Linked DNA regions of Mus musculus: region 2 is linked to region 1. Evidence: chromatin contacts called from ENCODE POLR2A ChIA-PET data. All regions are on one chromosome and are shown on one strand. Each heading gives the region's core, a stretch centred on a gene start or an enhancer-like site at or near the end of the contact. The rest is flanking DNA. Distances are from core to core; before and after follow the strand shown. Region 1 holds the start of Ehd1 (EH-domain containing 1). Region 2 holds the start of Sf1 (splicing factor 1).

Region 1 (3,219 bases), core at 644-3,143:
CAGTCTCTCCTGAGGCAGAGACCTAAAGCATGAACGAACTCCTTAGCCCAGCAGCCAAACTTCTCTCAAGACCAAAGGCTCCCACCAACTGCAATCTGAGCCAATGGCCTACCTACAGGGGCGGCAAAGCTCAAACATCCTTAGGCAAAGGCTCCAGGCTAAGGGGACTTGAGCATAGTATACAACCCAGGCTGTCAAGCACACACCATTATCATAAAACAAGATAGGCTGAAATTGCCTAGAAGGGACAAAAGGACGTTAAAGATCAGCTCCTTGAAAGGAGGCAGGCCTGGCAGCAAGCTTGCTCTAGAACAAGCTGGCCCGCCCTGTTGGGCCGGACAGTGTCTACAGAGGAATGTGCTCACACAGGGCGGAGACCTGGAAAGCAGGATTCACATTCTTTCCAAGGCTGTTCCCCTAGGCAGAATGCAGAAGTCGAAAGGCATGTAGAGTCACTCCTTGAAAGAGGGAGCAGAGAGGGCAGGGTCTGTGAGTCCTGTCATACCTCCTGTGGGAGGAGTCTGGGATGCCCCAATGCCCTTAAAGATCCTGGGTGTTAAGAGCTCCTCAGGCAGGCCACTGTGATTCATTCATAGCATCCTGAGGGGCTGACTCTAACTCACCGGGAACTGGTTAAGCTGAGACTCCAGGAGACACACGAAGTCTATCCAATCTATCCTAGACTATGGGTCTGGTCATTTCAGGAGCCACAGTGTTACCACCCCCTGAAGTCCCTGAAGTCTCCTGAGGCAACACTGACTTAAGCTTTTTTTGTTTTGTTGTGTTTGAGACAGGGTTGTCTCCTGTACTCCTGGCTGGTTTGGCATTCACGTAAGTGCTGCTTTTAGGAGGGGTGTTGGGACTCCTTCATCCCCTGCCTTCAAAGGGGGCTGCCCCCAAATCAGCAGACCAAAGCATAGCCTCCGCGCCCTTCCTACACAAAACCACTGGTCCCTGGAGATGTGACGCAGAGAGTGACACACTAGCAAAAGGAACATCTAAGTCTCGAGGTTTCCCAGGACACACACTTTAAAAACGGACCCCAGAGGAGGAGGGGGATTCATGAGAATGAGCTGGGTGCCTCCAGAATGAGGAACAAGAAAGGGGGGACAGCAATGGTTCATCTTCTCACAGCAGCCCCCCGCTCTGTGGGAAGTAGGTCTGGGGTCTGCAGGAGGATGTGAGAGTTAAACTGAAAACCTGGAAGGTTCTGGGAATGACAGAAGCCAGAAGAGTGGACGATGCCTAGTCTCTAACTTCTCTCGGGTAGTTAGTGGGACGCAGCAAAGCCGGTGTCCCTGGGAGTGGTCGCCTAGGGTCTGGCGGGGGCTCTCGGAGACAAAGGCCGGCTGGGGGCAATGGCTCCGGAGGCCTTTGGTATCCTCGCGCTGGGGGGCAAGGGGTGGGTACCTGTTGAGGAAGGCGTTGCCGAAGGCGTTGAGCTTGCGGAAGGGGCGCCGCGGGTCCACGACGAGCGCGTTGCCGGGCACCACGCCCTCGGTGGGGCCGTGCATGACCGCGATGAAGGAGTCGGTGGTGGGCTCCGGCCCGATGCGCATCCCCGGGAAGTCCTGCTCGATCAGGTGGCGGATGAAGGTGGTCTTGCCGGTGCTGTACTGGCCGACCAGGAGCACCATCGGCTTGTTGTCGAAGTCAGCGTCCTCCAGCGCGGGCGAGTGGAACTCGTGGAAGCGATAGTGCTCCTCCAGCGGCAGCAGCTTCTGCGCGTACAGCTGCCGCAGCCCCTCGGCCACCGTCTGGAAGAGCTCCGGCTCCTTCTTGCGGCGGGCATCCTTGCTCACCCAGCTGAACATGATGCCGGAGACGGGGCTGGCTGCTACAGGACGGAGCGGTGGCTGAGCGGGACTGGGGCGCGCGGCCGAGGAGGGGCCGGCCGGCCGGCGGAGGGCAGAGGGGCAGGGGGCGGGGCGCTGCCCGCACCGCGCAGGCGCAGGCTCGAGGGCCGGCGTGAGGACCACGACAGCGCCCTCTGCCGAGGGTCGCGCGAACCTCGTCGAGCCGCCCCTTTATAATAAGCCGGAGCCCGGCGTTCCCGCACGCTGGCCGCCGCCTCGAGGCTGGCCCGAGAGGAGGCGGGGGAAGAGCCCTCCAGGCCCCGCCCCATTCGCGTGCCACGTCCTCTTCTGCTTCCCATTAGCTGATTTCAAATATCGCGAGCTCGTGGCTGCGGTGCCTTGGCAACCGCACCTGTTTTGCTCCGCCCCTCGAGGGATGGCTCGTGGAAGTGTGGCGGTCGCGGGTGCCAGAGTCTGGCGTCGAGATGTACTAAGTCTGAGCACCATCTAGCACGTGTGGGCTTCCGGACACCCCCAAGTACTTCAGCTGCGCTCCCCAACTGCAGTGTTTCCGCTGGCTAGGAACTCCCAAAAGCATCGGGAGCCTCACCCTTTGGTCTTTTAGCGACTCTGGAGAGGGACAGGACAGCGGGAATAGGGAAAGCCGAGGGAGTACAGGACACCGGGAAGAGGAATATCGGTAAGGAAGGAGGAAGAGTGCGCTGGGACTCCACTCAGACTGATGGGAGAGGGACACGGCAATGGAAACAATTGACGTGACCTAGCGGGGAGTTTTCACCAAGGCGGTGCCAGCTGCGGAATGGGGTAAAAAGTTGCAGCTTTCTGGCTAGATGAGTTTGGAGGAAGTGAAATCGGAAATACCCTTTGTAAGGAAGAGGGGCAGTGTTGAGCAACAATGAAATGTTGTGGGAACTTAGGGGAAATTAAAAGCCCCAAAATTTCCGCTTTCCTGTCAGGGACACCACCAGTACCATCTCTTGTTCCGTTCTGAGTCCCAACCTGTTTCCAGTTGGTAGCTGTTCCCCACCATCATACCTGGCCACACCTAAGCCCCCTTGGCTGTGTCTGCTGGTGTCTAGTGGGTGATGTCAGAGATTTGGGGACTATGATTGTTAGGTAACTAATATCAGGTCACCCAAGTGGCAGGAGGATCTAAGGGCCATTGGAGAAGTCTAAAAGGCACCGGAGGAGTTGTTTAGCACACAGTTGTGGTCTCAACTGTTTGGAAAGGTTGGAGGATCACTTGAACCCATCGATTTGAGGCCAGCCTCGACAACAGACGCTGTCTTAAAAGAAAAAAAAAAAAAGACAAAATATTTATCGATGAGGCTAAATTCATAGCTTAGTGGTAGAAGCACTTGCTTAGCGTGCACAAGCCAGTAGGGCCCATCCCCAACAGCAC
Region 2 (3,009 bases), core at 10-2,509, 87 kb before region 1:
ATTCTTCCCTACATTTACCACACAAGGTTTTCTACTTCTCAGATTACAGGCCCAGAGAAAAAGCCTTTTAAAACAGCACGGGGAAAGCTGGTCACTCTGAGAACCTTCTAGAAAACAAAAGGAGAAAACCTTTAATAAATGATCGAACTCAAGCATCCCTAGTAGCCTTCCGAACTCGCCTCACTGTGAAAGGAGACACTCCTGCCACGGGGCTGCTAAAAACCATCAAGGGAGCCACTCACACCACGTCGTCCCGTGGACCTGACTCTCCTGTCCTCCATAGCAGGAGCTCAGGGGGCAACAGGTGGCTTCTTCCAAAACTACCACAATTGCGCCACAAAGCCTGAACGCCTCACTGCGTCTGCGCGAAGAACGCTTCCTCCCGCCCTTCTGGTTCTCGCGGTGCGCGTGCGCAATCGAAGCCTCCCAAACCAGGCCGCGCGTTCCCCGTGGCGCGTCCGCCCGGGCCTCCCGTGCGCGCGCGCGCGTCCTCGCCGCGTCCAACCGCGGTGGCGTTGCCCCTCCGTCGGCCGGTTCGGTTCGCCCGACGACTCTCGCGCTCTATCGGCCCGACTCACCTCCGCCGCCACCGGGCTGGCCCGGCTGCTGGTCCTGGCGCGGAGGCGACCCTCGCTGAAAAGAGCGGCGGCGGCGCGGGGGCGGCTGCTATGGCGGGTACGAGGCCGGGGGCGGCGGCGGTGACGGCACCGCCGCTAAGGACAAGGCCGTGGTTAGGGCCCCCGGCAGCGGCGTCCCGAGCGCCAATAGGCTGGGCTTGAAGCTGCCTCTGGGCCCAGGAAGTGGGGAAAGGCCTGGTAGGCCCAGCTTACCCAGCGGCGTGGCGTTCGCTCCGGTCGCCATGGCGCCCCAGGGGACCGGCAGCAGCGGTTCCTCGTCCTCCGCGGCGACTTCTCCTTCACGAACCTTCCGGGAGCTGGAGGTGGGGGGGAGGGGACCCGACTACGCGGCTGAAGAGCGCGGGGAGCCCGTCCTCTCACGCGGCGGGCGGCGGCGGCGCCAGACGCACAAAGAGGGAGGAGAAAGGACGCCGCGGGGGCGGGCTCGGGGCGGAGGGGCCGCGGCCTGGATTGGGCCGGCCCGAGGTGAGGTCGGAGGCAGCGGCCTCCGATTGGTGGAGCACTGGCTCTTTTCAATATGGGTCGGGATTGGCCGAACCGTTAGGCCCGGCGACGAAATGGCGGCGGGGCCGGGGGAACTGGGAGGTGTCGCAGCGCGCACTCCTTGTTACTGCGCGGACTGAGGCCAGAGTGGCAGGGGAATAGGAGGGGGCAAAGTCTGTGACGTGAGAGAACGGCTAGCTCATTGGCTGAAACCGATGGAGGTAAGCGCCTCGGCGTCGTAGTGCCACACGATTGGCTGAAACGATTCCCCTCCCCCAGGAGCCAGCCGCTCGAGAATGGAGAAAGCCGGGAGGAGAAGCCGGAACCAAGGCGGAGAGCAGGGGTGCGCATGCGTAGGGAGGGCACGCGTGTCCCCGCCCCCTTCCCCAGAGGGGCGGAACGGAGGCCTTAAGTGACGTTAGTCATTGTGCTAGAGGTAACTAGGGACCGCGGCGAAGGGGCGGGCTCGAGCTGACGAACAGGATACGTCGAAGCTGCAGGTAGAGTAGAGAAAGACTTCCTGTTTTCTCTGAAAAATAGTGTTACGAAATGGCTCAAAACTAGGGTAGTTGGTGGGTGTATTTAAAGACTTTATTTCATTCCGGTACAAGGTAGCCAAGTAGCCTGTCACCCGAGAACTTGAAAGGCTGAGACAGGAGAGCTGACATGAGTTTGGGGCTAACCTGGGGTACAGTATATCTGTCTCAAAAAATCCAGGTTCAATGGCACATACTAACTCTTGTAAAGGAAAAGTCAGGCGCTCCAAGTCCTTCTTGGAGAGGGGAGAGAAAGTCATTTCAAAAGTTAGTCTAAAAGTGTGCACTTCCAGGGAAATCTCAATGCGTTGGAAATTTGTTTCGGGTACCTTAAAATTACCCATAAAAATGGTAGGGAACTTGTAAATGAGACTGAGGCCAAACATTCCTTCCCATGAAATAAACATGAGAGTAATGAAACAGGTTAGCACAACATAATAGAACTGGGGATAGATAGGGTTCTCACAGAGAGGTTATTTAGACCCAGTAGGGGAAACAGTGTTTAATATGTAATTAGAGTGGCTAGAGAAATAGCAGATAAGACCAGGCACTGGCTACTCTTCCAGAGTCCCAGGTTGGATTCCTAGAACCTAAATGGTGACTCACAACCATCCGTAACTTCAGTCCCAGGATATCAGAACCCTCTTCTGGCCTCACAGGCACTGCATATATATGGTGCACAGACTTATATGCAGACAAAACACCCATATACATAAGACTAAGTAATCTTTTAAAATGATGTAGAAAAGTAGACATGTAGACAACAGAAGGTTTGGAGTAATCTAGGAATAAAGAGACTACAAAGATAAGAAACTCAAGTATGGTGGATGGTACAAGTCAACAGACTATGACAGGTAGGGAGGAAATGGCCATAGAACAGAGAAAGAGCAAATGTCTGGGCAGAAAATACAATTGAGTGGTAGAACCTAGCACATGTAACTCCCAGATTACATCAGCAGACATGTGAAAGTAGAAAAGCCAACTGTAATACCCAAGAAACCTATCAACCTAAGCAGAGGAGGGGCCAGCTCGGCAGTTAAGAGTGCTGGACAGCAGGGCGGTGGTGGCGCACGCCTTTAATCCCAGCACTCGGGAGGCAGAGGCAGGAGGATTTCTGAGTTTGAGGCCAGCCTGGTCTACAGAGTGAGTTCCAGGATAGCCAGGGCTACACAGAGAAACCCTGTCTGGAAAAACAAAACAAACAAAAAAAAAGAGTGCTGGATACTCTTCCACACCAACTAACAACCATCTCACTTCTGTTCCAGAGGATCGTGACTCCCTGTTCTGACACCTCAGGCACTGCTCTTACTGCTGATGTACAAACATACATGTAGATAAAACACTTATACACA

Evidence for each region. ChIA-PET counts read pairs that join two places held with the same protein, here RNA polymerase II (POLR2A).
Region 2: POLR2A ChIA-PET joins it to region 1 with 44 read pairs in embryonic stem cell. The contact joins the promoter of Sf1 here to the promoter of Ehd1 in region 1. POLR2A ChIA-PET finds 5 or more read pairs at or near these places in 4 of 5 experiments (Patski and embryonic stem cell).

Annotation. Positions count from the first base shown.
Region 1 is chr19:6,275,570-6,278,788 of GRCm38, reverse strand. Ehd1 (EH-domain containing 1) reads right to left here and starts at 1,893. Exons shown (of 5, transcript NM_010119.5): 1 at 1,411-1,893. The coding sequence starts at 1,814. Gm14963 (predicted gene 14963) reads left to right here and starts at 2,211. Exons shown (of 2, transcript NR_168273.1): 1 at 2,211-2,496.
Region 2 is chr19:6,361,940-6,364,948 of GRCm38, reverse strand. It overlaps Sf1 (splicing factor 1), which reads right to left and starts at 1,259. Exons shown (of 13, transcript NM_001110791.1): 1 at 831-1,259. The coding sequence starts at 861. Gm14966 (predicted gene 14966) reads left to right here and starts at 1,239. Exons shown (of 3, transcript NR_168058.1): 1 at 1,239-1,342.